4 separate regions of the Mus musculus genome follow, and regions 2, 3 and 4 are each linked to region 1. A link is a loop called in an ENCODE intact Hi-C map of the cell type or tissue named here. Cell type or tissue: heart. All regions are shown on one strand. Region 1 holds the start of 9530027J09Rik (RIKEN cDNA 9530027J09 gene). Region 2 overlaps Rab33a (RAB33A, member RAS oncogene family). Region 3 holds the start of Aifm1 (apoptosis-inducing factor, mitochondrion-associated 1). Region 4 holds the start of Bcorl1 (BCL6 co-repressor-like 1).

Region 1 (8,000 bases):
AGTCTTCCTAGAAGGTAAGTACTCTGCTGGAACGGAACTCAAGACAAGGGCCAGGAGTGCAAGGGTTCTATTCTCTCACACTACTCTTACTTTATTTGGAGAAATCACTTCCCCTTTCTAGATGCCTGTTAGTGCTAAGGGGGTATTATCTGCCTGGGGCAACCAGCTCTGCATCCTCTAATGCCTTAAGAGGATGGAGCTGAGCACAGGCACCTGGAAGCATTCAGGATTCAGATTTTGTTTGTTTGTTTGTTTTTCGAGACAGGGTTTCTCGTGTAGCCCTGGCTGTCCTGGAACTCACTCTGTAGACCAGGCTGGCCTCGAAATCAGAAATCGGCCTGCCTCTGCCTCCCAAGTGCTGGGATTAAAGGTGTGCATCCCCATGCCCAGCAGGATTCAGATTTAAAACATCAACCATAAAAAGGAGTTGAGTCGAGCATGATGGTACACGCCTTTAATCTCAGCAGTCAAGAAGCAAAGGTAGAGGAAAGTAGATCTCTAGAGTTCAGGCCAGCCAGGGCTCCATAGTGACACTCTGTCTCCAAAAAGAAAAAGGAAGGAAGAAAGGAGAAAATAGATAGCATTAAGAGAAGGATCGGAATCCATAAGGATGCACAACTATTCCGGGGCTTCTTGCAGTCACAAGTGTTGTATAGAAGCACCCAGTGGTTAACAGCCTTGAAACTGGTGTGGCCAGACAGAAGTGCTCTTTTGGGTTTTCAGTCCCAAAACCGTTTGCTAAGCTTGAGAGAATAGGTACCAAATAACTTCGAACAGTTTACACTCCTAAGATTGTATGAGAACAGTTGGCTGTTTTGGACTCTTAAAAAGCTTACCCCTCTATGGTTGTCATATAAAACTGAACTACTTGGTACAGGCTGGCCTTAAACTTGTGATCCTCATGTCTCAGCCATGCAAATGCTGAGATAGCAAGCATGAGCCACTGTGCCTTCTCTAAGCTGCCTTTAGAGTATTGCACCCTAGGCCTTACACTGAATCTCTTCTTTCCCTGCCAGGTGCGGGTCCTTCCATATCCGTTCACCCACCATCAGCAATTTGAAAGGACCATCCAGAATCCTATAGGATCCACATGGAACACCCAGAGAGCATTCCAAAAGCTGACTGCTCCCAAGGTCGTTACCAAGCCAGGCCATATTATCAAACCCATAACAGCAGAGGATGTGGATTGCCGATCTTCCCCAAGGTCTGACGTGCCTGTCATGCAGAGCAATCCAAAACAACACTCCAAACATCAAAAACAACGGAAGAAAAGCTCTATAGGTTGAAATATCTGAGGAGTGTCCTCTGCATGGTCTATGCTGCAAGATGAATTCCAAAACTGGTTTAACACTGTGTGTGTAGTTAAGCCATATCTGAGAAATAAAGGCATTTTTTTTTACCTTTATAACTCGACTACCTTCTGTATTATCTATTTCCCTGTTGAATCTTCAGGGGAACTTCCTTTCATTACCAAGACTTGTTAGCTGGTCATGAAAACTAAGGAAATTATCCCAAGTCTCTAGTTTCACATATATCACCCATCAATCATGATCCAGTGTGAATACCAACTTATAATCAGGGGTTGAGAAAGTACTGTGTGGTTTAACCTCTGAATCTAGAAGCATGGACAAACCACAGCTGGATCCTACCCTTGATTGATCATAGAACCAAGCTGAAGGGAGATCTAACCCCGAGGAGTTGTAACTTAGCTTTTTGCATCTGTGTGCTTTCCAGCTTGTTCAGGTTGCTGTACACAGTGTCATTTGGAGATGTAGCTCAGAGGGGAATTTGGTTTCCTCTGAGAAATAAACATTCTATCCTACAGGAAGTTCCCCAAACATTAAGGCAACAACACAGAAAAGCTTCAGGAACTCCCTAAAACTGATTTCAGCCCTTCAGCACACCCTCCCCATCCCCCAGCCAGAGCAAATGATAAAAGCTGAGAGTCCACAGATGGAGAGAGACAAGCTGCAAAGACTAACTTAAGCTAGATGATCAGCTGCCTGGAAGAGGTTTAGACCCACCAAGGCCCCTGGAAGGGACTCTCTCCAGCATGTTGAGCTGCTTTCTGGCAGTGCAGTGTGCTCCAGGTCCCCAGCATTGTGAGCTGTCACCCACCCGTGCTTTGGTAGGCTTTGGTAATACAGCTGGGTTTCAGTCATTTTGCTCCTGTACACAAGCCCAATAAAACTCATTGGTTCACCAAGTTGAACTTTGGTGGTATCTGTACTTGGGTCTCTCTTGGGCTTCCTGTCTGGGGTGAGCAGACTTGTGTCTCCCCAGAAAGGATTTTTTCTTACATGACAAGTGTACCAGCCTATATACCTACAAGGCCCAGGTTTGATCCCCCCCCCCCCCCAGCAACCCCTAAAAGTAGAGCCATGGAGGCATGTCGACAGAAAGCTGAAAGAGCAGTATCGGTTTTTTGTATGTCTTCATAGTAACAAGACAGGCTTTTTCCTCACTTTACAGGGACACGTATGCAATCTCAGAAGTAAACGTGTTTCCTTTCTAACTCACCCAGCCAGTTCCTCACCAGGGATTCAAGCAGGATTCAGCCATATGGTCATTAACGCGGACTTTTGTATCCATGGGTGGCAGGCTGGTGGTGTAATGCAGTGGCAGCATTAGTGCTTAGCATGCCCAAGGCCCTAAACCACGCTGCACCTCGTGTTCTCTAGGGGAGACTCACCCCTCAGAACCTTATCACAAGATCCAAACTCAGAATATGCTGGAAGGTGTGAACCCCTCTGAGACACACTATGCTACGGTTGCAGCTTTAGACCTTTAGATCACCGGTCCTATTGCTACCATGGTTTTGGGTCTTTACAACCCCCCACCCACCCACCCATTCCATCTGGACCTCTGTCAGGCATGCTACTACTCTCCAAATGAATTCCAAAATGGTTAGACCTCCAGCTGCCTACCTACCAATACCTTGATTTCCATACGATAAGATTTCAGAGAATGTGATAAGTCCCATGTTACATGGTGAATCAGGAACTAGAACCTTAGGCTAACTTGGAAGTCAAAAGTCATACAATTTTTTTTCTCCCAGAATTTCTGAGTGGTAACTGTGTGTGCTCTTACCAATAGTCCTCAGGAAGTACCTGGGACTGGCTGTCAAGGGAAATAAATATAATGAGTAGTGTTCAATGCCCAAAGGACATTTTTTAACTTATGCACTGGCTTGAGATTGTCCATAATCCGCTCCGCTAGCTGTCACTTAAATCGGTAGCCAGTGAAGGGGAATGAGGAACCTCTACCTCCTCCTGCCTCCATTTAAGATACCTCAACATTCTTTCACTCTTAAGCACAAAGCTGCCATCTCTGTGCAAACCAGTTCCCAAATCGAAGCACCAATAAGTGGACAATTCCGGGTCTACTTTCTCGGGACCCTTCTGCGCGATGTTTGCGCCATACAACACTAAAGTGATGCAAGCCACCCCATCCTTCGAAGGCGAGGGCAGACGCTGGAACATGACATAAACGACGCCCACTCCCCGTTTTCCAAGCCCCCAAACGGATTCAATTGTTGTTTCGTGGGGCTCTTTTTTTTTTTTTTTTCCTTTTCTTCCTCCGAACCTCCGAAGTGTTCTTCCTTCCTATTGGCCAAAGCTGCCCCTTGACGCCACCCCGGCTTTGCTTACTGATTGGTCGGCTCTGGATGTGCCCAAGCCTTTTTCCCAGGGTGTGGCGCCCCCCTCCCGCCCCCAACAGGGTTCTGACCCCTGGCTCCTCCCTTCCCCCAACCCCCCCTCCCGTTCCGAATGGTACCGCCCTGGCTCGGCTCCCCCATGGCCCGGCCGCTGCCCTTAGGGCCCCCGGACGGGGCGGGGCACATTGGGGACGGGCAGAAGGCGGTGGTGGCGCCTTCCTGCCGAGCCCGAAGCCACCCCCGCCACCCTTCTACAACCCTCTTAGGTTCCACTTTCCCTTGAGCAGTTTTCGCCCTCCTTAGTAGCCCTGTCCCGTCTGTTGCAGCCCCCACTGGTCTTTTGGTCATCCCAAAGGGCAGCTTTCAATCCCAGCCCTCCGCGCTTGATACACGCCCATCAGCCTCCACCCTTGGGTTCTCGAAAGGCTTTCTCCCCGAGTCTGTACACCCTTCCCCTCCGGGTCCCTCTTTCTAGCGGACTGTCCATCCATCCCCGGGACCTCCCTCCCTGTGTGTGGCCGTTCCTCCCAGCGGCCTCCACTTCACGGTGTCCCCTCCCCTTCGTGGCCAGCGTGGTGGAGCACTCCTGCCCCCCCCCTTTCTCTGTACCCCCGCGCTCTCTTATGCTGTCCCTTCACGTCCCACTCTAAGTCCCTCCCACGCCATTCCCCCCACACACACACTCACACACCCCTCCCTGCGAGTCGTCCCCTGGCGCCCCTCCCCTAGCCCCCGCTTGTCTATGCCCCTCCCACACACCCGGTCCTTTTGTCTCCTCTTTGGTCTCTAAGTCCCCCGCCCCTCCCTCCCGCCCGCCCTCGCTCCCCGCGAGCACGCTCTTATCTTCCCCAGGTCCGGGCGCCCCGCCCCCTGGCCGCGCCCCGCCGGCTCCCCTCCCTCCCGCGGCCCCATCTCCACCCTCGGCGCTCCGCCCCCCCCCCCCCCCCCGCCAATCCCCGGTGGCTCGGGGCCCTCCAGCCGGGCCCACCTCCCTCGTTCCCTGGTTCGCTCCTCCCGCCACAACCTCCGCAGATCCCAGACCCACCCTTTTCGGGCCGCGGGCTCGGGCTCCCGCGCGTTCTCCCCACACTTGCACTCCTCCCTCCGCCCTGCTTTGCTACCTCGCCCAGGCCCCAAAGTCGCCCGGTCCGGGACACGGTGCAACCCGCCCTCGGGGAAGCCTCTTTCTTTGCAATGGTGCGGGCACCGCACGATCGGACCCACAGCCCTAGGAGCACAAACCCAAACTGGGCCAGTCCTGGCCGCCTTTACATAGTCCGGCTCTCGGAACCCGCCCGGGACCTTGTGCCCGTCGGAAGAGTATAGGGACCTGCTGAGCGCGGCTCCTCTGGCCTGCCCGGCGCGCCCAGGGGAGACACTGCGACCAGAATGCCAGGGATGTCTTTACCCAAAGCCTCCTTCAGTCTTCACCCAAAACCTGTGCATTCAGTAGGCTGCTCCCACCTGAGGTCTCGCGCTCAGCGGGCCTAGGTTGAGATGCTGTACCGAAAATCCTCCCAGCATCAGGGGCTGTAGTTTAGTTATGGTCCATCGGGCTCCATCAGTGAAAACAAGTGATAAGCCCTGACCACCCAGGGAGACAGGGGGCATGCACTTCTCAGCCTAGTGCTTTGTATCAACTGTCTGCAGGTGGAGGGCCTGGAACTAAACTCTTTCATCTCAGGTGAGGGTTGTGTCTTAAGTAGAGAACCAAGCCACAGGCCAATAACTAAAAAATATATCTGTTCCATAATGCCGACGTTGGCGGTATCTCTCCCCTGAACCTCTTCTGCCAAAACCTTATTTACGCAGCAGACTGGAAGTTCTTTGAAGGAGGTCCCTGTTCCTCACCCTAGCTCACTCAATGGATCTCTTGTGATTGGCAGATAACTGGATGTGTTTGTTAACTGCCCGCCTTTGTGACTTAAGGTTGTAAACTGGCAAGGGCCAGGACCAGTTGGGGATTACTAGCTTGCGCCAGGCACAGCATGGTGCCCAAAGGGATGGACAAGCAATGGTGTGTAAAGCTGATGAAAGTACTTATGCAGGAGGCAAATGCCTGCCTCTGGGTCTCCAGAACTGTTCCGGAACTGCACCTGAGTGAGGGAGAAACTAAGGAAGCTGCTTTAGCTCGTCTGCAATCCAAAGCAGAGCTAGTGGCGCCAGGTATATAGTTCTAGTCACCAACTGAATACAAGTGTTAGCACTATCCACTTCTGGGAGTGGGTTTGCAAGGAGACATAAAATCATCCATTTCAGTTTACAACGGAAACCGAGAAAAAGTAAGTAGGCAGGACTTTCTCACTGTGAAACAAACTGTCCCATATAAGGAACAAACCTGTAGCTCTTCATCTACTTGTCCCCAGGTCGAGCTGAACCCCAATCTGTCATTTGAAGAAGCCTGCAAACAGACTGGACTCCATCAGCAGCACTTACGGCGGGCTGGGAAGGTAGGGGTGGGGGACAGTGCAAAGACTCCATCCTCCCATTTATGGGTATATTCATCCTGAGCTTTGCAGCAGCTCATTTGTAACCTGCTCACTTTCGGGCTAGTAAAGCTCCCTGCCCACCTCAAAACCCCACCCCTCCCTAGTTGCTCTGTGTCCCCTGTTCCTCCTCAGCCCTACACTGTCTTCACCCAAGCCAGCCTGCTCTAAATGGACTCGGTCACTGATCCAAGCAGAAACTGAAACAGTAACAATCAGACAGTGTCAAGAGACTCCAGCAGAGATGCCTCGGATCGCCCGGCCTCCTCCTCTGCCTTGGCACAGATGTTCTTATTGTCCAAGAAAGAAATACCAAATTCCCTCTTCAAGCTAGAGAGGGGATATTGCAAGGCTTATCCCCAAGGCCCAGCCCAGTTCTTCTGCCCCCTGATTATTCATCAGTTGGAGACTGTCACCAGCCCCTTCCCCATGCTAGCCAAGATTTTTCTCCCCCTCACCACCGAAGAGATTAAGGGGAGTGGGACTGAAGCTGCAGGAGATCACTGAACTGTTCCGCAGTTCTCTTTAGGGACTGTTAGCACATCAAAATACATATTTGGAAAATGTTCACAATTAACACTGGGGGAAAAAAACAGTAAACACAGTGTCACTTTGCCAGGCTCAACAGTTTTGTTTTGTTTTGTTTAAATGCTAATGGCCTCAAATGGGGAGCAGCATCCATCAGTTAAATAAACAAGCCATTAGACTGAGACTAGAAGTGTCAACACATGACTAATCTACTAATTGGGAGAAGCCATAGAGTAAGCGAAGAACAAGGCAGCAAAGCATGCTGGAGGCTGTGGAGTGGACAACTCAAGCACTTAGCACGTGGGGCTCAGAGCCAGCAAGACCTAAGTTTGAATCCTGCCCTCAAACAGTTAAAAACAGTGATGTCCTGGGTGAGTTGCTTCATTGAAACATTCTGTAGAATGGGCATAATGATGGTACCCCATGTCACAGGATTCTTAGAGGCTGAACTGAGACGATACCAGTAGAGCTGTTGGCACTCGGCTTGCCATATCACCGGCATTCCATGCCTGGTTGCCTACTCCTGATAACATGGGGTACCTTGCAAACAGTGAGCACATTTTAAAAAATGAAAAAGCATTCAGAATAGGAAAAACTGAACACAGTTTGTAGGCATTCATGTCTCCTGTCCCCAGGTCCCCAGCCTATATATATATATATATATATATATATATATATATATATATATATTAAGGGCTTGATTTTGGTTGATTAATTTTAATATGTTTGCATTGAATAACTGGGAGTTTTGGGTTTATTTTTGAGCTAGGATCTTGTATAATCAGACAGTTCTCAAAAATCCCTATATAACTGAGGACAGCCTTAGGCTCTTGGTCTTCCTGCCTCCACATACCTGGTTCTAATGTCCTTTCTTTCCTTTGTTTCAGAAAGAGTCCCATTATGTAGTGTTGATTGGCCTGGAACTTGCTAGGTAGATCAGGCTGGCCTTAAACTCACAGGAATCCACCTGTTTATTCTGCCTTTCCCGTGCTATAATTAAAAATTTATTCACCCCCACACCCTAGTTGTAACTTCTTACGAAGGTCATACCTTTAACCTGAAATTCACTCTAGCACTTAAGGATCTAGTGTCCTATCTCAAGGTTGCTGAATTCTGGGGTCCTCTCTCCTACCACTTACCAAATAGACTTGAGGTAAGCTGGCCCTCAAAGTGAGATCCATCTTGGTGGCATCCTAGACACCCTTCTCTACCCAGCCAGACCCACTTCATCGTGCTGTTGACTGTTCTTGGTTACCTTACTCTTACGGTATATGGAGACATGTGGTGCCCACTGTATTGACAGGACTCAGAGTGTAGAAGGGAAAGGC
Region 2 (8,000 bases), 250 kb after region 1:
TAACTTGAACTATATAGCAAGTTGGAAGCCAGTTTGAACTATATACACATTAAGGCCCTGTCTCAAAACAATAGCAGCAAAGAAAACAAATATTTCCTGTATTCGAATAGCTATTACCATTCTGATATATATAATTCTAGACTTTTCTACAAATATATTTATGTTATATGTTTTTGAAAATTGAGACTATGTCATATGAAACAGATTTGGGATTGGTTAAAATTTGAGTACACCAGCCCTGAAATGTTCTTTTATCTGTTTTCTCTTTCTCACTTTGTCTCTCTGGTCTTTTAAGACAGGGTTTTGTCATGTAGCCCAGGCTGGTCTTGAACTCTCAGCAATCTTTTTGCCTAGCTCTTACGGATTACAGGAATTGCTGTAGTTGCAGGTGTGAACTGGGGCAAGCATTCCTCTGTGTGTGTGTGTGTGTGTGTGTGTGTGTGTGTGTGTGTGTGTGCACACACGCCCGTATGCTATTCCTCTCCCAGTGAACATTGTTTCCTTCAGGAGCAGTAACGCCGTGATGAAGATATTTTCACAAAATTTGAGAGCATCTTTTCAATGCCTTTTGTATAGATTCCTGAAAGCAGGATTATAAGTCTTAAGAGTCGTGGACGTTTTAAAGATTATTGATAAAATTATCATATTGCCCTCCAGGAAATTTGACCCACATGGGTATATTTTTAAATGATTTTTAAAGGATTGTTTTATGTGTATGAATGTTTTGCTTGCATATATGTGAAGTGCACTATGTGCATGCCCCGGGCTAGCCAAGGTCAGAAGAGGGCATCCAATCCCTTGGGACTGTAGGTACAGGCAGTTATGAATTAGTTACCTTATGGGTGCTGGGAATCAAACTTGGGAACCTCTTCAACAAGTGCTATTAACTACCGAGTCATCTCTCCAGCTCTTGTGTACTATTTTTATACTACAACCCTTAAACTTTTCACTCAGTATTTTCATCCAGAAAGAAAAAAAAACACTTAGCAAACTATAAAACTACACTCTGGGGTCTATATTGCTAAGATATCGAGAAGTACTTGCTATATCAGGCCTTGTAACCACCTTTTCTAATGTTTTAAAGAATATGCATTTGTTTGAGTTTTTTTGTTTGTTTGTTTTTGAGACAAGGTTTCCTCTGTGTGAGAGCCCTGGCTGTTCTGGAACTCAGTAGACCAGGCTGGCCTTGAACTCCCAGAGATTCATCCATCTCTGCCTCTCCGCTGCTAGGATGTGCCACCACTGGCCAGCTCCGACGATGCTTTTTCTCTTGTTTCCTTTTCTGATTTTACATATGGGCTTTTGTTGCAGGTTCAGGTGTGGGACACGGCAGGCCAAGAACGCTTCCGTAAAAGCATGGTTGAGCATTACTACCGCAACGTGCATGCCGTGGTCTTTGTCTATGACGTCACCAAGATGACCTCCTTCACCAACTTAAAAATGTGGATCCAGGAATGCAACGGGCATGCTGTGCCCCCACTCGTCCCCAAGGTGCTTGTGGGTAACAAGTGTGACTTGAGGGAACAGATCCAGGTACCCTCCAACTTAGCCCTGAAATTTGCTGACGCTCATAACATGCTCTTGTTTGAGACATCAGCCAAGGACCCCAAAGAAAGCCAGAATGTGGAGTCGATCTTCATGTGCCTGGCTTGCCGACTTAAGGCCCAGAAATCCCTCTTGTACCGTGATGCCGAGAGGCAGCAAGGCAAGGTGCAGAAACTGGAGTTCTCACAAGAGGCTAACGGTAAAGCCTCCTGTCCTTGTTGAAGCCAAATGGTGTCAATATTCGAGAATTACCACTGGAGTTTTTCCTTTCCCTTTTTTCTGTGCCTGCATAATACCTACACCTGCTTGTTTCCATACAAACTAATATCAAAATAAAATTTGTATAGATTATCACGTGGCTTTGTGTCTTGCTTTCTTCCAGGAGACTTTTTTTTGGAGTGCTGACACTAGAAGCCAGGGCCTCGCATCTTGATAATAAAAAGCTACATCACTGAGCTACATCCCCACCCACAGAGGAGGGTTTTGACAGTCAAATGTCTTTTGTTTGTCTGTTTGCATGTTTGTTTGTTTGTTGTCTCTCCCCCCCCCCAGACAGGATTTCTCAGCCTAGTCCTGGCTGTCCTGGAACTCACTCTATAGACCAGGCTGGCCTCCAACTCAGAGATCCTCCTGCCTCTGCCCCCCCAAGTGCTAGGATTAAAGGCGTGCATCACCCTGAAGTTGTGAGATGAGATGTGGATTTAACATTTCCCGTTTTTCCGAGGTGTGTGGCTTGGATGTCTTGCTTCCTTTTCTAAAGTATAAAAAGAAGCAGCTTCACATTCCCAGTTCTTTCACAAAAATCCCATTCCCCACCAATTTCTTTTTTTTTTTTAAAGATTTATTTATTTATTACATGTAAGTACACTGTAGCTATCCTCAGATACTCCAGAAGAGGGAGTCAGATCTCATTACGGATGGTTGTAAGCCACCATGTGGTTGCTGGGATTTGAACTTCGGACTTTCGGAAGAGCAGTCGGGTGCTCTTACCCACTGAGCCATCTCACCAGCCCCCCCACCAATTTCATCATGAGAAGTTGATGTTTATCCCCTGTTGGTCTAATAATAATACATGTTATGCAAAGAATGCCATGGAATATGTGTTACAGGAAGACACATCCTGTCCAAAGGCCCCGTGACCCAGTTACAGAATAATGCAACTACTTACAAACAAGACTTCAACAACGGGGGCTGGTGAGATGGTACAGTGATGAAAAGCCCTTGCTGTTCTTGCTGAGGACTCAGGTTCAATTCCCAGCATCTACATCATGGCTTACAACTGTCTGTGAGTCCATTTTCAAGGAATGCATGCCCAGTTCTGATCTCCTCTGACATGTGGTGCACGTACATACAAAACATTCACACACATAAAATAAATCTTTAAGAAATAATAGAATTAAGCTGGGCAGTGATGAGTACACCTTTAATTCCAGCACTCAGGAGGCAGAAGCAGGCAGAATTCTGTGACTTCAAGGCCAGCCTACTTTACAGAGCAAGTTCCAGGGCAGCCTAGGAACCTTGTGTCAAAAAAAAAAAAAAAAAAAAAAAAAAAGAATCAGACAACAGTGAGTATAGGGTTATGTTGTAAGAATACAGAACACTGTACACTCAACACCAGTGACTGGTGCTAGAAAAAAAACTGTATTTAACTTGTTTTCATTTTATTTATTTATTTATTTATTTATTTATTTATTTATTTATTTATTTATGTGTGGGGAGTGACAAAGCATGCCAGAATATGTGTGGAAGTCACAGGATGGCCTGCAGGAGTTGATTGTCTCCTGCCACCACGAATTGAAAGTCACATCATCAGACTTGGGAGCAAGCACCTTTACCCACTGAGCCATCTCTCCAGCCCATTTATTTGCATGTTAAGTAAAAGTAGGGTATTTGCTCCTTTGGGGAAGGCCAGTTTCTCAAGGAACTCAGAATGATTCACACAACGAACCCCCCTGGGTTAATCCAAGTCCTTTAGCTACCTATGTCCCTAAGGGCAGTGCAGGGCTGTTAGGATCGATGAAATAGCTCATTGGCGAGTCTCTTGAATTAGTGGTTCTCAAATGCTGGTTCAAGCTAACCTCAATTAGTTACAGTACAGAATTCCAACCCAGTCTATCTAGAAGCTCTAAAGTGGGGCTCAGGGATTTGAATTCTTAAAGTGTTCACAGATGATCCTGTGGTGCCCCCATGCCTCTCTGTGTGTCGCTTTCTCTAAGCTGTCTGGCAAGCTCTAAAGGCAAAAGCTATCTTTCTAGAGCCACAACATGAAAGCCATCTGTGTGAACAATAGGGGACACTTCGAGTTTCCAGGGAACTCAACTGGGTGAAGTGGATCCTTTCAGGCCTTGAGCAAGAAAAATGAAACTATTTTGGTCACGCTCATTGTCCTTGGGCTGTTTGCCTGAAACTAGTAGGTAAGAGCCTCTTAACTTCAAGAGACTTGGGAAGACTAATCCTGAGTATAAACACTTCCACACTGAGAGCCACTCTAGATGCAAGAGACAAAATTGGCTCTAGGGGGAGGATTGCATGGCTATCCCACGCCCCCTGCTGGTGAAGTTAGTGAATGCAGCAAAGTGGTTCTCTAAGTTCCTGAATGTTTGCACAAAGCAGCAAGAAGAAATCCTAGTCCCAACTCAGGCACTCAAACAGCAGAAGCTAGGATATCCTTACAAAAGGAAATGGCCTGAGGTGTCCTGGGATTACTCCCTGTCAAATCGCTCGGGCTTCACTCTCCCCAGGGAAGCCTGTGAATCTGCTCTGCTAAGAATCACGGCACAGCAGCAGCGTGGACAAACAGGGAGAAACGAGCCCATTTCACCTGTGCAGTGGGCAGACGCTGAAGCCAGGAAAAGTAACTCGTCCTGTTGCTTTGGGGGCATATTGATTGCCTTTGAATTAGTGTCTCACTCTGGAACTCAGCCTTTCCACGGGCTATGATGCGGCTGAACCAGAACAAGAAATGAATTTTATGAGTGGCTTTCATCCTTTGGTTTGTACTTATTTCTTCCCCAGTAAGTATTTCATCTTAGATGTCTAGAAGAGGCTTTAGGTAGACTTATGGGTAAGAAACCTGGCTGCCTTGAGCCTACCCACCAACCCCTCATGGAAATCAAGATACTTCAAATAAAGTGGTGCCAGGCAGTGGTGGCACAGACCTTTGATCCCAGCATTCAGGAGATAAAGGCAGAGGCAGAGGCAAACAGCCAACAGAGTGAGTTCTGAGACAGCCAGGGCTACACAGAAAAAACTTGTCCTGAAAAACCAAAAATAAAACAAAAAAATAAAATAAAACAAAAATAAAAATAAAAACAGAAAACCAAATAAAGGGGAGCTACCTCCGATATTGTCCTGCATATCCTTCCAGGGACCTCACTGAATGGAGTCAGACTATTCGACAAAGAGGTTAGCTCTATTCTTCTTAGTTTGTATGTGGGTTCCTTGGCAAGATCAATGACCCCAATTCATACAAGAATGGATTGACAAGATCAGTTCTTGTCAAGATCTTGTCAAGATCATTGATTTTTTTTCAATTTATTTTACATATACACAGAAATTTTCACAGCACTGGATTCTGAAGAAATGAGCAAAGCATGATGCACTCATACTTTTTAGGTCAAGGACAATAGATTTGTAAAGTAATAACATGATAGTTTGTGATCTGGGCTAGGGTCAGAAATTCTTTTTTTAAAGATTTATTTATTATTATATGTAAGTACCTCTGAGCCATCTCTCCAGACCAGGGTCGGAAATTCTAAGGTCCTTACAGAGATAAGTGGTGGCAATGTATTGGAAGATAAGGGTTACATCAAAGAGTTTGTTTATTCAAGGTTACTGTAGCCTTAATGACCAGTCTTTTGTGACCAAGGCCCTTTCCCAGCTTTGGTATGTGCGGGCCATCTCTCCTGAAAGAACCATTATGACTTGCTGTATGTCGAAAATGCAGGCCAAATGGTCCTGCCCGAAGTTACATGTCCTTTTGCCTTGAAGTAATCAGTTGACCAGTCTGGTTTATTTAGCCATGGCACTTGGTTAGGATTAACTCTCGTTTGCTGCCTTTATGTTTCCCACTGAATTAATGACAGCTTTAGACAATTGCTATTTCCTTTTTGAATCAGTGAGTCGCTCTGTAGCTCAGGATTTCCAGGAGCTCAATATGTGACAGCTTAGGCTGAGACTCTCAATTCCTCGGCCTCAGTCTCTTGAACACTGGGATGGCAGGCATGCACTACCCCTTCATTTGGGGAGTAGCTCAGCGGTAGCGGTAGCGGTCGCACACTTGCCTGGTATGCATGAAGACCTGAGTTCCATTTCCAGCACCACCACACACACACAAAAAAAATCAATCAAAACCAAAAAACCCAACCTCTCTGCCCCCCAACCTCCAAAAACCTTTAGTAGTAGGAAGAAAATGATCTAATTTTACTAAAACAAGGCAAGGAAAATGACTTATCATTCAAATGTCAGTACTTCCTGATAACATTACTTCCAGAAAGATGTTAACCTGGTGTCTTCATCTATAAAATAGGGTTGGAAATCTTTTGTTCAGGAATTCTGGAAGATTCAAGGAAGATAACTTAAGTGAAATGTAATTTTTGGATAGATATTTGTATATTGTATTTTCCACATATTGTTGTGTGCTGTTACACTTGAGAGGTGTCTCTAATGTAGCCTTGGCTGACCTGGAGCTTGCTATGTTCTATACACCAGGCTGGCCGCACATTCCTAGAGATCTGCCTGCCTCTTCCTCCCCAGTGCTGGGATTAAAGACCTGTGCCACCACCACTACCTGACCCTGAATCAATTTTGCAAACTATTTCCAGGGAGGGAGGTGAGGTGAGAGGGCGGGGCTGGGAGGAGAGGATGAAGGGAAACCTGCATCCCGGATGTAAAGTGAATAAATAACTTAGTTAATAAAAATATTTCATATTGTCTCTAGGGCATTTTGATCCAATCAATAGAGAGGCAACTGTTTAAATAGCCTACTCATTTACTGACAATTATGGTCAGAGGCTCTGAAGGCTTGCTTAATAGTAATATCTCATTCCAGGGCTGGTGAGATGGCTCAGCCAACAAAGGTGCCCATTGCCAAGCTTGAGTTTGATTCGAAGAACTCACATGGTAGGAGAAGAGACTTCCTAAAGTCTCTTTCATGAACTTATGTGCATGTGCACACTCATACACATAAACTCATAATAAATGACTAAATAAATGTAATAAAATTAAATAAAAGCCCCTTCCCACTAGACTATGCTATAGTTCATCGAATCAGATAGATTATGATGGAAAACTATGGAACAGAAGGAAATGGAGATCATGGGTAAAGAACAACCCCGGACATACTTTTTAATTATTTCAAAACAAGGACATTTTTACGATTGATATAACATATTTTCAAAAATTAAAAGCATTGAGAAGGGGTCTGGAGAAATGGCTCAGAGAACACTGACTGTTTCTCTGAAGGTCCTGAGTTCAAATCCCAGCAACCACATGGTGCCTCACAACCACCTGCAATGAGATCTGATGCCCTCTTCTGGTGTGTCTGAAGACAGCTACAGTGACAGCTACAGTATACTTACATATAATAATAAATAAATCATTTTTAAAAAAACATTGAGTAAATAGCCAAGATTTCTGAAAGTGAATTCCTGGTAATAACTAATAAAAAATTTTGGAGTAGGGATTCGAAATATAGCACAGAGTAGCCTCAAATTATCCTGCCTCTGCCCCCATCGTGCTGAGATTACAAGTGTTCACCAGCTCAGGCAAAATCCTTCTGTTAATGGATCCCCAGGCATTGTGTCACGTGCCTATAATCCCAACACTTGCGTGGTTGAGGCTGCAGGATGAAGACTTTGCCAAGCCAGGCAGTGGTGGCACACACCTTGAAATCCTAGCACTCTGGAAGCAGAGGCAGGTGGATCTCTGTGAGTTCAAGGCCACTCTGGTTTACAGACTGAGTTCCAGGACAGCCAGGCTACAAAGAGAAACCCTGTATCAACAAACAAACTACCACCAACCACCACTATCACCAACAACAAACCCAAACAAGAAAACAACAACTACAGCAAAAGTTTGAGGCCAAACCTCTGCTAAAAAAAAAGACTAGGGTTGTAAGTAACTGATAGTGTATGCTTAGCATATGTAAGGCCTTGGGGTCAATGCCAAGCTCTACAAAAAATCTTTTCTTCTAAATGTAAGAGGTTTTCTTCTAAATGAGACAGGATTCTCTCTCTATATATATTTATATTTCTGGGTATTCAAGGACAGTCTGTTGTACATAGTAAATTGAAGGCCATCTAGGGCTACATAGTAAAAGTTTGTCTCATTCCATGCCATCCCAAAACGAACAAACAAGCAAGCAAACCCACACAAACCCACAAGCAAAACTATGTCCTCCACTCAGCAGCATGGTATTGCAAGACCTGAGATGATAAATAAAAGCTACGGCCGGG
Region 3 (8,000 bases), 230 kb after region 1:
CTCACTATGTAGCATAGGCTAGCCTCAAAATCTTGGCAGTTCTCTCCTCCTACTGGGAATATAGGTATGAACCACAACTTTGGCATTGACTAATAATAAAAAAGAATGATAATTATACTACCATATGAATCATTCTTACAAGAAACACAAAAGAAAAAAATGCTTTAGATAACAAAAAAGAAAAAGAGTTTAAAAAAAGAAAAGAAGCCCTTCATCAAGAACTCAGTATGTGTCAGAAATTGTACAGAATGCTTAGGACATGAGAACAAGCTGGGGTGGTGGCCCACGCCTTTAATCCCAGCACTTGGGAGGCAGAGGCAGGTGGATTTCTGAGTTCAAGGTCAGCCTGGTTTACAGAGTGAGTTCCAGGACAGCCAGGGCTATACAGAGAAACTCTGTCTCGAAAACCCCAAAAAAAAAAAAAAAAAACCAAAAAAACAACCAAAAAACAAAAACAAAAAACAACAAAGAAAACAACAACAACAAAAGAACTCTAGAGGCTAAGACAGAAGAAGGACCATGAGATCAAGATTATACTTAGCTACACAGTGAGTTGTAACAACTGGAATACATACCAAGATCTTGTCTCAAAGTATCAATGTGCCATTTGGCACTACCCACAATCTAGGATTCTAGGCCACCAAGAGCTCAGTTTCTTCTTTAAAGATGCAAAGATTCAAGACAAGCTATTGGTGACCACCTTTAATCCCAGCACTGAGAAGGCAGATCCAGGCAGACCTCCATGAGGCCAACCTGCTCTATACAGTGAGTTCCAGGACAATCAGAGCAGCATAATAGATTCTGTCTCCAAAAAAAGATACTATGATTCCAAAGAAAGAAAAATGTAAGTATTTGAACCTTAGGTCAGGGAGTTAAGTGATCAGTTTGATCACAATAGGCAGCATAATGTTTGGTGAATAAATAAAATATTATAGAACACAAAATATTTATTATCAACCCCTTCTGCTGCCCAGTAATAGATGCAGGCACAGAGTTGTGATTGAGTTACCCTTAATCATTTCTAGAAAGAGGCAGAAAATCCAAATAAAGCCGAACAGCAGGTATTGAGGTTTCAAGACAAAAAGCCAGGTGTGATGGAAATGAGCTTTACAATGGTGAGAAACGTAGATGACGCCGTTCTAATGCAGGCTTCAAGGTTTACTAAAACAAGAAAAATAAAAGCAAAGAAGAAAGACTGCTAACAACCTGGCAAAGCATTGGGGGAGGGGATAAAAGAGGGCAAAGTGGTACATAGACCTTGTCTCTTACCCACCTCTGTGAAAACATAGGGCAGATGCTGTTATGTGAAACTGAAATCAGATTAAAGGCAACTGGCAAATGAGCCATAAAACATTCATTCCTACAATGACATTACCATCATTTCTTTTGGAAACTGTATTCCCTACCCCCCACTCATTTTTAAAGCAGGTGATGTCATCCGCTGGTACATGGACAAAGAAGTGTGTGCAAAAAGATGGATGGGTATTGCAGGAAGTCCTGGTATTTTCTACAGGAGAGGCCTTCAACCGCAGCCATGCAGTGGGGAAAAGGCATTTCAGTCCTGTATTTTTCCACAGATCTAATGTTATAATCAAATGAATATTTAATTGATGAGAACATTTGGTTAGCCACCAGAATTCTGGTAAAAAGCTATGTATTTAGCAAAATAAGTGCACAATATTAGAAAGGGTAGTATCTTTGGGTTGTCTAAATTTTTAAATATTTCTCCACAATTTACATAGAGCACCAGTGCTTCCAAGTACAGAACTCACACAAATTAGAATTATATTCACTGGGTTTTTAGGAAAACTAGAGGTGGCTTTTTTTCTAAAACAGAAATTCTTAAGTTCCAAGAGGTAACTGGGATAACATTGACTTTTTTGAGATGGGCAACTATATAGCCGTGACTGACTTAGAGATTCCTATGTACACTAGGATGGCCTTGAATTCTCTGAGATCTGCTGCCTCTGCCTCCAGAGTCCTAGGATTAAAGTCATATGTCACCATACCCAGCAGATAACACCCATTAAGAATTTTTTCTTGACATGTACGAAGTGGACAAACTATCCAAACACATTTGCAAAGGTCCTAACAATCAAAAAGTATTTCCACTTCTTATTCCTAAACTACAGAAAAGGCATCTGAACTTCAAAAAAGACTCCAGGGTAACATTTGATATTATAAATGTAATTACACTAGGATGATGATTTTTTAAAATGTTGATTTAAAAATACACCTTGGAGATTGTGGAGGGGGGGCATTCATTCCCACAAATCTGTATAGGTAGAAAAGATGATGACTCAAACCATGCTCAGATAAACCCATGGATATCAGAAGCACAATGGGCTAATTAGTGGAAAGAGAAGCGAATTCATTCTTAACTGTTTCAGGTCAAACTTTAGGAAGTAGGATTGGCGTGTAGCAATAGGATCAGGGGCCTAGAGACTAGCAGAGTAGCTTTAGCTCTACCTACTAATTATGTGACCTTCTGCAAGTAATTTCACCTCTTTGTTCCTCAATTTATTATCCATAAAATGAATGGGTTGGTGTTGACCACAAAATTCCTTCCAGCTCTAAAGTTTGATGAGACAACTTCCCAGAGAACAAATAGAGGGGGATCGAAAAACGTTCATTGAAGCGTGTAAGCCCACCACCAGGAATTCAACTATCTGGCCATCTCAAGGCAATCTGAGCTAATTCTCTTGATATCTGACATACAGTTTCTACTGGTGATACACCATTGCCACGTCGTAGGACAATCAAATGTACAGCTCTCACGTGGAGTTTTGGGAGGTAAAGCAGATAATCTGAGTTCCAGGAGAAACTTGTGACTGTGTCCCAACCACTAAATGACAACATCCATCTGACCTCAATGCTTTAAAAAAGGCAAGGTGGCAGAGGATGGGCAATATGGTCTGTTATAGCCAAGCGTTCTGTTATCCCCAAATCGCAAAGCCTCCCAGAAGAAGGCCTCATGCTGATTTCTGGGGTTCAAATCTCTTGAAGGTCAGGCCGGCATAAGTATGCCTATTCCTCAGCTTGGAAACTCTTGGGTTTATATCCCGCCAATTTGGAGATTCTTGAGACTGTGAAAGAAAGTTCTTTTTTTTTGAAGGACAGGGGAGCTCTGCGAGGGATGGGGAGCCCATGGCACCTAGGCCATTGGACTTTGAAGTAGGATAAGGGGTTGCCTGGGACAGGTCAGCTAGTCACCTGGAAGCCGGTTCCTCTGTTTCGGCCTCTGGACGTACACCGTCCGCACCAAGGGCACCAGTTTCTGCTTGAAAGCACCCGCCAGGCCTCCACACCGGAACATTTCGGCGATCACTCCTCGGAAGCTCCCGCTCCTTCCTTTTCCTTCCACGCACCGTCGAACGGGTCGAATACCACGGGCTCGGGTCCGCTCCCCCTCCCGTCACACGCACACTACGCAGGCTCCTCCTCCCAGCCCCGAGTGGACATTGGATAGAGGAACCGGCCCACTAGAGCCAGGGGGAAAGGCACTGAGGCTGGAGACCCACTGCGCAGGCGTAAGACTCAGCACCGCACTGCAATTGGTCCCACAGCGAGGAGGTCGGCGCATGCGTCCGGCGGCACGCGCGCTGCAAAGCCCCGGGCCCCGCCTCCGCATTTGCAAGTTTCCCAGAGTTAGCGGCCCTGTAGTAGGTTGAGCCGCTTAAGAAACCTGGACAAGGGACACTCCTGCCCGGAGGCAGCGGGTGGGGCAGCCGCTGTGTAGGTAATGGGGACTGCTAGCAAAACGGTCACCAAAACTGACCTGAGAACTTTACTTTCTGGTTTGTTTTTTGTTTTTTGTTTTTTTTTTTTTGTGCGTTTTAGGCAACTAGCTAGCCGGCATTTAAGCCTTTCTGAATCTCTTTCTGTGATCCAATTCTAGTCTTTCCCCCAGTCTTAGTCATTACACCCGACTTCCTGAATCCTGAATAAATTCCATCCATGTTTTAAAACTAACTGGCCATTTCTTGAGCAGCCCGGTTTGTTCGTTTGTTTGTTTTTGGTTTCTTTTTTTTTTTTCGGAGGTGGGGGGGAGGCGGGATGGAGTGGGACGTGTACTTCACGTGTTATATCTCCGTTATCACTGTCATATGTATCAAGTGTTGTGGATAGTCTCGCGCTATTATGGCTTTCGTGCTTGAGAAGAGAAAGCTGACAAAAAAGTTTGTGCCTGACAAATTTTCTGTGAAAGAAATTCTAAGCAGGACTTAGAAAGTTGTGGGAGATACAGAGTGAGAACTGAGAGAAAGTAGATATTTTGCTCTCCTGTGGGAGTTTTGAATTGCAGATTAAGTATTTATGGAAACTGTGTGTAGTGGCCTAACACCTGAACTCCCAGACACAGAGGCAGAGACAGAGACAGACGGACAGCAAGGAAATTTGAGGCCAGCCTTGTTCATATCAAGCCTGCCAAGGCTTCCTGGTGAAGATGCCCTGTCCCTTATTATGGAACAGTACTATATAGAGGCTTCTGTGGATATAAAAACATGGAAAGTGATCACTGTAATGGGATCTATTGTCATTTAGATGATACCTATCACAGAGCCACTGCAAGGAAGGAGTTTGGGACAGAGTCACTAGTGGAAGAGAAAGAATAGTATTTCAGAGGGTAAATGCATTGAGGCCAAAAGTAATATTTTTAGGGTTTAAACATATTGACCTCCATAAACATATTTCTCCTCCATAAGGACCTAGGTTTAATCCTGCCTCTGCTACTTGGACAAGTCACCCAGTTGGCTTCAACTGACCTGGAGACAGTTGGACTTAAGGATGAAAAGCTATAAGCCGGGCATGGTGACAATACCTTTAGTCCCAGCACTCGGGAGGCAGAGGCAGGTGGAATTCTGAGTTCGAGGCCAGCCTAGTCTACAAAGTGAGTTCCAGGACAGCCAGGGCTACACAGAGAAACCCTCTCGAAAAACAAACCAAAACAAACAAACAAACAAACAAGGATGAAAACCTACAGTTTCTCAGCGCATGGAACTAAATTAGGAATTAGAGACCAACCTGAGCAACATAGACTGCTTCAAAACACTGAAAGGCTGGGAGTATAGCTCAGAGGCAAGATGTTTGCTAAACATTCCAAGGTCCTCTTTTCAGTTTGAAGCAGCACACAGCCCCTATCCAAAGTTTAAAAAAAAATCAGAAATAAAGTTCAGTCTATTTTCAGGAAACAATAACAGAAGACTTGCTGTATTAGGAAGTAGTGATAAGGAATGCAACTGCATCGCAGCCAAACTTGAACTGTCAAATGAATTTGAAAATGATGAAATTCCTTTTTTTTATATATATCTTGGTGGAAGGGAATGACTAAAGCATAATTTAGGAAGTTTAACCCAGGAAGCAGGATTCATTGCATGAAAACACCCAAAGTTTCATTATCTGTTCAGCAGATTAGATCAGTGTTTAAAATCGCAAGTCATGAAGCCAGGAGTGGAGTCATATACCTCTAATGACCGCACTTGGGAGGCAGAGAAAGGCAATCAGGAGTTCAAGGTCATCCAGTCATCCTCAGCTATTTGGTGAGTTAGGGGAAAGCTGGGACTACAAAACACCCTGTCTCGATAAGAAAGGAAGGAAGGAAGGAAGGAAGGAAGGAAGGAAGGAAGGAAAAGAAAGAGAGAGAAAGAAAGAAAGAAAGAAAGAAAGAAAGAAAGAAAGAAAGAAAAGACTAACAACAAAACAAGCTGGATGTGGTAGCACATGCCTTTAATCACAGCACTAGGGGGACAGATCCAGGAGAATTTCTGTGAGTTGGAAGCTAGCCAGGACTACATAGAGAGACCCTGTCTCAGAAACAGATGCTAAAAGACAGCTACCAACCCTATAGGTGGAACAACATTATGAACTAACCAGTACCCCGGAGCTCTTGACTCTAGCTGCATATGTATCAAAAGATGGCCTAGTCGGCCATCACTGGAAAGAGAGGCCATTGGACTTGCAAACTTTATATGCCCCAGTACAGGGGAACCCCAGGGCCAAAAAGTGGGAGTGGGTGGGCAGGGGAGTGGGAGTGGGTGGGTATGGGGGACATTTGGGATAGCATTGGAAATGTAAATGAGGAAAATACCTAATTAAAAAAAATGACAGCTACCCCCAAAGCCTCAAAACACAGTTAGTAACATTTTAAAGATTGATTTTATATGTATGACTGTTTTGCTTGCATTTATGTCTGTGTACTAGGTGTATGGTTGGTGCCCTCATAACATTAATTAGGCATAGTTGGCTATGTTGTAGGTGCCAAGAAGTAAACTTAGTCATCTGCAAGAACAAGTGCTCTTAACCACTGAGCCATCTTTCCAGCCCTCAAGATTAATTTTTTTTTTTTTGAGAAAGGGTTTCTCTCCATGTAGCCCTGGCTATCCTGGAACTTGCTCTGTAGACTAGGCTAGCCTCAAACTCACAGAGATCTGCCTGACTCTGCCTCTGCCTCCTGAGTGCTGGGATTGAAGACCTGTGTCACCACCTCCTGGCTTTGAATGATATTTTTCATCTAAATCTGCTTTGGGGGATTATTATTGAAAATATCAATTCCAGAATAAAATAAATATATTTTATATTATAATGACATTATAGATATTGCTTTTTGTTATTTCTAGAAACTCACTGAAGGTCTGAGGCAAGACAGCCCTTGAGCCCAGCAGTTTTGGGGAGCAGCATGGAACAACGCAGTGAGATCCAATCTCTCTCTCTCTCTCTCTCTCTCTTTTTAGATTTATTTATTCATATATTTAAGTACACTGTAGCTGTTTTTAGATGCACCAGAAGAGGACATCTGATCTCATCATGGATGGTTGTGAGCCACCATGTGGTTGCTGGTTGTGAGCCACAATGTGGTTGCTGGGATTTGAACTCAGGACCTTCAGAAGAGCAGTCGGTGCTCTTAACCACTGAGCCATCTCTCCAGCCCCCCCCTTTTTTTTTTGGTTTTTCAAAACAGGGCTTTTCTGTATAGCCCTGGCTGTCCTGGAACTCACTCTGTAGACCAGGCTGACCTCGAACTCAGAAATCTGTCTGCCTCTGCCTCCCAAGTGCTGGGATTAAAGGCAGACACCACCACCACCCGGCTTCTCTGGATGGTTTTAATGTTGTCTAGTATAATCAAGGGTTTTAGAAATGGGTGACCCACACGTATAGTAAAGGGCTACAGCTATATCTCCAACTCAAGAATAAGATTAAGTAGAAGGCTGTATTTTTAATAACTTGAACTTGGCTGAGCACTCACATTCCAATGTGCTTACACACACATCACTCAGATCCTGGGCTGTTTTATTTTCCTGTAGAGGAATTTTAATCCCAAACATGGCTGCTCTAGCAAGGGACCACATCCAAAGATCTTCTGGAATACACAGACACATCTTTAATCCCAGGAGACAGAGGCAAGCAGATCTCTGAGTTCAAGGTCAGCCTGGTACAGAGTAAGTTTCAGGTAAAGAAAAGCTTAGGTCCAGGCATGGTGGTCCACATCTTTAATCCTAGCACTCAGGAGACAGAGGCAGGCAGATGGAGCCAGAAGATTAGAACAGATGGCCAAAGTTAGTATGAGGCCAAGCAGAGCAATCCAGTCAGAAGCTGAGAGAAGCCAGTTTGAATCAGTCAGCTTAGAGAGGAGTTTGGGCCAAAACAGCTGACTTGAACCAGTCAGACAGAATTCAGAAAGAGCTAGAAAGGATGGCCTTATTCAAAAGTAAGCCTTAGAGGTTGAAACCATTCTGGGCCTAGAGTAGATTATACAGAGTCTAGAAGCTTCCAATCCTAGGCCTAGGTTAGCAGATGGAAGCTGTAAGTCTCTGAGATGACAATTATACCAGGTGAACAAAAGTTACTTTTACATTTTTCCTTAGTGGGAATGGATTTCATTACACTGAGGCTTCCTGTAGATCAGCCTCACATGCAAAATGGCAGCTCATGTGTGCTGCTGGCTCCCCTGACTTTGATGACATTAGCAATATCTCATATGTTGATGCTAATGGTATATGTCTGTG
Region 4 (8,000 bases), 55 kb after region 1:
GGAGTAGGCATGACTAGTGTTTGCAGACTAGTCATCATTTCTTTTTTTTCCCTCAAGATTTATTTAATTTTTTTTTTGTTTTATGGTTTTTTTTTTTTTTTGGTTTTTTTTTTTTTTTTTTTTTTTTTTTTTTTTTTGGTTTTTTGAGACAAGGTTTCTCTGTATAGCCCCGGCTGTTCTGGAACTCACTCTGTAGACCAGGCTGGCCTCGAACTCAGAGAAAGAAATCTGCCTGCCTCTGCCTCTCGAGTGCTGGGATTAAAGGCGTGCGCCACCATGCCTGGCTAAGATTTATTTAATTTTAAAGTATATCTATATTTATGAGTTTGAGCATATGGGTGCTGGTGCCAGTGGAGATCAGAAGACAGGGTTTGATCCTCTGGAGCTGAAGTTGTAGAAGGCTGGTACTGCCTGTGTGGTTGTTGGAGACTGAATTTGATCCTTTGCAAAACTAGCATGCACTCCTAACTGCTGAGCCATCACTCCATGACCCATCTTTTACCTTTAGCACTATGTGGTTTTAGGCGTGTTTTGTGGGTTTTTATTTTGTTCATTCGTTTGTTTGTTTATATTTGGAGACAGGGTTTCTCTGTGCAGCCCAAGCTGTTCTGTCAACTCTGTAGATCAGACTGGCCTTGAACTCAGAAATCCACCTGCTTCTTTCTGCCTCTGAGTTCTGAGATCAAAGAAAGAAAGGCATGTGCCACCAAGACCAGCAGGATTTTTTTTTTCTGACAAGATCTTAGACTAAGGCAATGCATTCCTGTTTCAACCTCCTGAATGTTGGGATTACAAACCTGTGCTACAAGGTTTAGCTTGATTAAGAACCATGTTAAACCAGTTGGGTGCCACATGCCTTTAATCAGACTACTTGGGAGGCAGAGGCAGGAGATTGTCTGTGAGTTAGAAGCCAGCCTGGTCTACACAGGGAGTTCAAGGCCAACCAGGATAACTTAATGAGACTTTATTTCAACAGCAACAATAAAAAACAAAACAAAACAAAACAAAACAAAAACCCACCTCATTTTGTTAAGGAAGATGGGGAATGCATTTGGAGGGCAGAGGCAGGCAGATCTGTGCATTCAAGGCCAGCCTGGCCTACATAGTGGCCAAACAGGACCTATACAATGAGATTCTGTCTCAAAAACAAAACAAAACCAACCAACAACCAACCAACCAACCAACAACAACAACAACAACCCCCCAAGAACCAACAACTTGTTTTAGGGGCAATGGGGAGTGGTTTCTGGATTGCTTGCTTGCCCTGCAAGGCCTCAGAGATGTTCTTAGCCTTCTTCCCCATTTTCCCCACTGTGAGAACAAAATCTAGAAAGTTGTTGGTTACAGAGCTAACTTTAACCAGACTTGCTGTCTCTCTGTTTAGGCTAGGGGTGCTGAGAGGGCAGAGGCCCGGCCTTCCTCAGGCCGGTTTGGTTCATCCTCAGGCTCTCAGGGAGCTTGCACTTAGCTTGCAGCCATTGGCCTGCTGCTGGAATAATACATCTGCAAGCCTTAAGCCTGCTTGCACCTGGGTTTGTTATTTGTTAGTTGCCTGAGATTTGCAAATGACAAATAGGGCAAGAAACCCTCCCCAATCCCACCTGCCCCTGGAACATAAAGTGGAACAGGCTGGAATGCTGGATGAGAATGTGAAAGATGGGCAAAACATAGAATTTGGAGAGAAAGGAGGATGAAGAGAATGGAAAGTGAAATGCTGGAGACCACACCGATACATCAACACCCACGAAGGCCTCTTATGTCCCTTTCCCTTACTTGGTCCCCCTTCAACCGGAGTGACTTGCAATGAACTGTTCTACTGTCCCGAGACACTGCTTTCTGCACCTGACTTCATCTTCAATTGGCTGAGGTGCTCAACAGGAAGGGAGAACCAGAAGCTCCCGATTTGCTTCGTTCTGATAATTCTAAAAATCTCAATCAGTAGGATTCTTTTTTTTTTGCCATACGGCTATGCTGTTTTACTAGAGAGACAAGGCTTTTGATTGCAGAACAAAGCAGAGAATTAACATAATTATCCTTGTGGATTTAGTCCAAGGTTGGTTTGGATCCTAAATTACCCAGGGACCCTCTAATGCCCTGCTTTGTCTGCTAAGCATCAGGAGGGCAGGGCCCAGTTCAGTATTGTTCCTAGGTCTCTGTGCTACACCTAGGGAGCCTGTGGTGGGTCATTGCTGATAATAACTCCTGCTTAAGTGCAGCAGTTTACGGTGCCCATAGGTTGTCTCTGTGAGGATAATACAGCAATGTACACTGGTTTCTGTAATTTAGAGATGGGGGAAGGGACACATAATGAAGAACATGGCATCAGGCTGGGACTACTTCTTGGTCGAATATTAGGGTTTGCTAGAGCCACCACTGCTAGTTATCAACAAGGTAGGGCTGGGCTCTGGTTTTTAGACTCTTCCTAAACATTCTTCTTTATATTGTACCTACATCTCTGAGTATCCTGACCCTCTCTGAGTGTCCTGTCTGGGTCAGTAGATGTTAGGCATGGGAGAATTGAGAAAGACAAATTTCCCGAAAACGGCTGTTTTGGCATTTAACAAAAGTGTTGTGTTATACTGAAAAGAATTACAAATGTGGCATCGGGACTATTGGGATTCCTGGCTCAGAAACTCACTCTGTGACCTTGAGCACGCCACCCATAGAGGCTTAAGAGACTCAGTTTCCTCAATAACAGAACCAAGAACTATAGTGAGAAACAAATTGAATCACATAAGGGCATTGTAAACACTCTGATGCTATACAAAGGCAAGGCATTTTTATTATGGTTATGTTGTGGTGCGAGCCTCAAATAAAATAATCATTGTTATCTCCATACTTTAAAGGTTTCTCACAGCTATCCCCACACTGATCCTTGATTTCCCATCATCTCCTGTAGGACAGGAAGTCTGGTCCCCAACAGGAAAGGGCTCAAAAAAGCTCCAGCTTCACCCAGGAAGCAACCAAGCAACCGTCTTCTCCCCAACCTTTATTTTGCAGTCAAATGGTAAGAGACAGACTAGTGAAAATTGATGTGTTTAACATCCATTTCAGCCTCAAAATGGGGAGCAGAGTAACCCTAAGGTCCTAAGTAAGGCCTTAAGATTAGTGGCGATTTAGTAATTACCAGAATAATTAAAATCAGCGAAGACAGACAACTTAAAGCAGGATAGGCAAGAGCAAGGCACATGGAGGTGATTTCCCTGTTAAGTGATGCATATTGAGTTCATATGTTGATGAACTCAAACATATTTCTGAATCCTCATTTTTGCTTGGTGCAAAACAGTTTTTAAATGTGGGTGTGGGTGTGTGGGTGTGTGCACTGGAGGGCAGGTGTGGCCAAGTAAAATAACTAGTGAAGAGATTCCCAAAGGGGGAAAATTGGGTGGCCCTACTATATATACATTGCTCGAATTAGTGGTGAGGGTGGTGAGGACAGGCAATTGGGGTACTAACAGCAGATCTCAGACAATAGCAAGACCACCAGAGCCTTAGCTGCTCTCATATACATCTCTCAGACCAGGTGAGGGGAACAGCAGGCAAGTCTCAACTGCCATCCATGAAGACTTCACAAAGAAGAAAACAAAAACAAAACACCCCCTAGCTCAGAGATGGAACTTCTGGGCCTAGAGGGGTGGGAATGGGGGGTGGGGGTAGGGAGAAGAGAAAGTCATTAATTCAGCAGGGTTTCCTTCTAGTTCAAATGACCTCTCTGGCTTCCTTAGCATAGATAAATATATACTAAATAATATCAATATGTCTGGACATAGAGATTATTTTCCCAAGTTCCTGTTATTTCACATCCTGTTTCGAATCCTTTAGGAACTGTTGACTATGTTTCCTGATACCCTCTGGGTAGAGACAATACCTTGGAAGTCCTCACCATCAGATCAGGGTTGGAGCTGCTAAGAAACAACCTAAGACTGAAAGTCATGTCAAGCAGCAGCTTTCCCTCCTCAAAGCCTCTCTCCTTGGAGTTAATGTAAGTCAGCAGAGTTCGAATGTGGTCCACAAGCCTATAAGCCCTTCAAGTCTCAGGGATGGCCGGCGATATAAACACAGGAAGGATTTATACTCCCTTGGCCTGGCAGGCGGTCGTTAGGGTAAAGGGGAAGGGTCAGGGGACTCAGATTGGTGTCTCAAGAGCCCAGAGGGAAAGCAGGCAGAAACCAAGCCCTAGGTCCTTCTAGGCAGATTTCCCTCTGCAAAGTCTTGCAAGCTTTCCTCTTTATAGACCTTTCGTCCCTTCCTCCCTCGGGTCTCCCCGCCAAACCAGATGCCTCCACACCCTAGCAAGTGATATCCACTGAGGGTGACCCAAGGTTTTTGCAGCCTGGGAGGTTGCCACGAAGAGTGGGCCGAGCGGACTCGGGAGGCGAGGCGAGGCGGCGAGGACCGGGCATTTTTTCTTGCCCTAGCACCTGTCCCACTTCGGCGCCCGGGCTAGGACTGCGCCTGAGCGCGGCCTCAGTGCTGGAGCGCCAGAACCACGCGCGGAGGTCGCCAAGGGTGGGGAAGTGGGGGGCCCGGAGGAAGGGCGGGGTGTCTGGCGGGGGCGTTCCCCTCGGGCGAGACCCCCGCCCTCCTACATAGACCGAGTCAAAAAAAGAAAAAAAAGAAAAGAAAGAAAGAAAGAAAAGAAAAGAAAAAAAACCAACAACAAAACGGGGAGAGCGTGTTACACATCAACCAGGAGCGAAAACGATCGCTCTCCGACCCCGAACGGCGTTGCGGCACCCCCCCCCCCTTCCTGGAGCGGAGGACTGGCTGGGGAAAGGTGGCTCCGTTCTTCCCCGTGGCCAGTGCGGGGTCTGCGGCTGCCCAGCGAGGTTCCGGCTTCCCTGGGGCTGGTAGGGGGGAGCCCCGAGAAGTGCAGGCCCGCCCCCTTCTTCCTCCTCCTTCCCCTCCTCCCCCACGTGTCCTCCGGGAGCCCAGCGGCCTGATCCCAGCACCCCCCCTCCCGCCACCTCCCTCCTACTCCCGCTTCGCCCGCTTCCCGGGCGGTGTGGAGAAGAGCAAAGTTGCGACAGCAGCCGGGGGGCTCTGCCCAGGTGAAGGGGGCGCTGTGACGGGGGCGGGAACGGCGTGGCCCTGCGGCGGGGGCGGGGGGGGGGAGGATAAAGAAACTTGCTTTTCGCAGCCCCCACCCTGCGCGGGTTCGGATCTTGCGTGATCCGAGCCCTCGTGGAGACGCTGCACCGCCGCCAGGACCGAGGCCGGCACCCCGAGCCGGACTCAGATAGGGACCGCGCGTTCCGGCGGGCTGCCGAGGGCAGGCAGGCCGGCACCCGGGCAAGGGCGGGGTGGGTGACCGTGCACCGGACCGAACCGCGGACTCTGGCGGCGTGGGCGCGGGACGAACCGGGACCGGGCCGAGTTGGGTGGCGAAGTAGGACGTGGATTCGGGGGGCGGGGCGCAGCGGGAGGGGGGAGAGCAGGCCCGGCCCGGCTGGCCTGGGCGTGGGGGTGGGGGGCGAGTTCGGGGCACTTGCTGGGCTCTGGACCGAGCGCTAGGGCGGGGCGGCGCTAGGGGCTGGGCCCGACCGGGAGGAGAGGGCGAGGGGAGGGAGAGCAGGGGGTGGAGTAGGGGCGTGGAGTTGCAAGCGGGGTCTGGCCTCGGCCGGGGGCGAAGGTAGATCTGCGGGGCCGAAAGCGGAGGGAGGGAGGCCCGAGGCAGCGCGGCGGCAGCGGCGGCGGCGGCGGCGGCGGCGGCGGCGGCGGTGGCGGCGAAGGCCAGCTTCCGCGGAGTTTGTGCCCGGGCTTCCCAGCTGGGCTCCGGTCGCCTCCCGCGCACAAATGGGGTTAGGGGACTGACTGGTAAGCAACTCCCGGTGTTGGACGGGCTTCCCAGGCGATTCCCGGAAAACCGAGGGAAGACGCCGTCTGCAATATGCCGCACCCCACCACTCCACCTCTTAGCATCTGGATTCTGCTCTTCGGGGTCGGTGGACCCTTCCCCACCACAATCCTTCCAATCTTCCAGCACCCCTTCCGTCTCCCTCTTATCCTTGGCCATCTAAATCTCCTAGTGGTATGCTTTGGAGGGGTGGAAGGCGTCGAGGGCTGCACTTTCCCTCCCTTGGGGGCAGCCTAGTTTGTGTCTTATTCCTGCCAGGTAATGTTGCTTGGCATGGTGTGGACCTGGGGTTTAGATAATTTAAGCCCCGGATCCAAGCTTTTTTGATGGCTTTTAAGGAAAGGGACGGATCCCTGGATTTTCATGACCAGAATGGGGTTTGAGGACTGGAGTTACTCTCAGCTCACTTCCAGTACCAACCTCTTTACTATGAACCATTTCTGTGGGGGCTCGAACGTGGAGGGTGGGATACGGGAGCATTAATGTGCTTTGCTTCTCTGTGTTTCCACAGGGTCAGCGTGGTGAAGGACAGCTAGTGTCAGAGGGAAAGTAGACACTAGTCCAACTACGGCCGCCCCCACTAATACTTCGGTAAGGGGGACACGACTAAGGGGATGCTGGTGGGTTGGGGCCCAGTATAAGAGTAGAGGTGGGTAGTCGCCCCCAGGACTCTTTCCTGGCGGGGAGAGAAAGGCGAGCCCCTACTTCGGGGAGGGTTCCGGGGAAGGAGATGGAGGGTGGCGACTGGGGGGGGTGCGGGAAGAATGGAAGAGTCACACCCTGCTTGCAAGGGGAGCCTCCCTTAGGCTCCTGGGAAAAGGGGACTGAATACGTGTGCTCTGTGGTACCAGGGCAGGGGAGATCTGGGGATGGTTCAAAGAGTGATTTGCACACTGGTTCTGGCACTAGTGGCCTGAGAAAGTCAGGTTGGGGCATAAGGTGGAGAATGTTGGAAGGAAGGCAGACAACCAAGCCTCTGGCCCCAGTGCCCAGATCATTTCCCTTCCTCAACCTCCCTCCTAAGGGGCATCGGGGTGGGGGGCGTGGAGCTCTTGGAGCCCCGCGGATTGAGTGCCTCCGCCTTTCTTGGGAGTCTATCTTTTTGCCCAGCTTGCTACAGCTACCACTGCCTCTCTCTCTGGAATCTGCTCGGTTCTCTCTGCGATCCCCTCCTCCTCCTCCTCCTCTCCCCTCCCCTCCCAGTGTCACCGGGGCTGCTTGGCTCTGCCCCCTTCGCCGCCGCTTGCTCCCAGCTTTAGTCCCTCCTTCTCATGCTTGCTCCCTCCCTTCGCCTCCTCCTCCCCATCCCCCCCCTCGCCAAGGCCGCATTCTGGGAGTTGTAGTCTCTTGCAGCGCTGGCAGGCGCCGCCCGCGAACAAGGCTGGACTCGACTTCCCGTCGAGCCCTGCGACCGGCACCCACTCCACCAGGCTTCGCTCACACACACAGACACACACACACACACCGCTCTCCCCCTCACTCTTTCGCTCGCCGCGGCGCTGCCAGTGTGTGGCTCTGTCTCTCCTCCGCTTTGCTGAGCCCTCCCTTCTTCCTCTCAGTTCCTAGAGTCCGACCGCCGCCGCCGTGAGAGGAGAAGGAGGTCGGTAGCGATAAGGGGCGGAGGGGGGCATCGGATGCCGGCAGTGTTAGGCGGGTGGTGGTTCAAAGAGGGTGAGAGGGAGCTCGGGTGGCGGCCTGAGCCTCCCTGCGGAGCCGACCCGGGAACAGGTGCGTCTTTTTTCTCTCTCCCCCAACCCCTCCACCCCTTTTGACTCCCTGGCTTTTTCGTATTCCCCCACCCGCTTCTTTCTATCCTAAGCCTTTCCCCAACCCTGTCCGTTCCTCTTCCCTTAGCTTCTCAGCTTGCCCCCCGGGGGCGCCGTCCTCTTCGTGTCCCCGGACGTAGAGCTCTCGGGAGCTCTCTCTGTCCTCGCCCCTCCCTTCGGGACAGCTCCCCTCCACTTCCACCTTCGTACCCCATCCCTGCCCTGCCCTATCCCCTTCTCGACCTCCTTCTCTTTTAGCCAGGTGAGACTTGTTCACCAGGATCCAAGAGAGTCTTCCCCTCGGCTGGGCGGGGGTCTCCATGGAAACGGGGGTCTGTAGATCCTGGGGCGGGGGGGGTAACCATAGGAATTACCCC

What was found. Hi-C counts contacts between places; a loop is a spot of excess contacts. Peaks named below come from ENCODE experiments on the same cell type or tissue, not always from the same donor. Only the 100,000 strongest peaks of a DNase experiment are listed, where the experiment ranks them.
Region 2: it touches region 1 in a loop (2.4-fold over the local background); 5 of 42 quality-filtered maps call a loop at or near these places.
Region 3: a loop joins it to region 1, with 2.0 times the contacts of the local background. A loop is called at or near these places in 2 of 42 quality-filtered maps.
Region 4: a loop joins it to region 1, with 8 times the contacts of the local background. A loop is called at or near these places in 18 of 42 quality-filtered maps.

What each region holds. Positions count from the first base shown.
Region 1 is chrX:48,281,046-48,289,045 of GRCm38, forward strand. Utp14a (UTP14A small subunit processome component) reads left to right here. Exons shown (of 15, transcript NM_028276.1): 15 at 1,017-1,404. The coding sequence ends at 1,286. It overlaps 9530027J09Rik (RIKEN cDNA 9530027J09 gene), which reads right to left and starts at 4,381. Exons shown (of 4, transcript NR_045916.1): 1 at 4,350-4,381; 2 at 2,521-2,602. In heart, no CTCF peak of the experiment used is centred here; DNase peaks (open chromatin) are centred at 3,736, 4,256 and 4,716; H3K4me3 peaks cover 2,377 bases; H3K27ac peaks cover 1,994 bases; H3K27me3 peaks cover 2,374 bases.
Region 2 is chrX:48,528,338-48,536,337 of GRCm38, forward strand. It overlaps Rab33a (RAB33A, member RAS oncogene family), which reads left to right. Exons shown (of 2, transcript NM_011228.2): 2 at 1,312-1,903. The coding sequence ends at 1,767. Among named protein-coding and RNA genes, the nearest start is that of Rab33a, 13 kb to the left of the region's middle. In heart, CTCF peaks have their summits at 4,077 (motif pointing left) and 4,279; no DNase peak of the experiment used is centred here.
Region 3 is chrX:48,510,023-48,518,022 of GRCm38, forward strand. Aifm1 (apoptosis-inducing factor, mitochondrion-associated 1) reads right to left here and starts at 3,541. Exons shown (of 16, transcript NM_012019.3): 1 at 3,214-3,541. The coding sequence starts at 3,316. It also overlaps a transcript of Rab33a not described here. In heart, no CTCF peak of the experiment used is centred here; a DNase peak (open chromatin) is centred at 3,519; H3K4me3 peaks cover 2,283 bases; H3K27ac peaks cover 1,237 bases.
Region 4 is chrX:48,336,433-48,344,432 of GRCm38, forward strand. It overlaps Bcorl1 (BCL6 co-repressor-like 1), which reads left to right and starts at 4,926. Exons shown (of 15, transcript NM_178782.4): 1 at 4,926-5,051; 2 at 6,369-6,448. In heart, no CTCF peak of the experiment used is centred here; DNase peaks (open chromatin) are centred at 4,899, 5,519, 6,529 and 7,199; H3K4me3 peaks cover 3,945 bases; H3K27ac peaks cover 2,836 bases; H3K27me3 peaks cover 3,256 bases.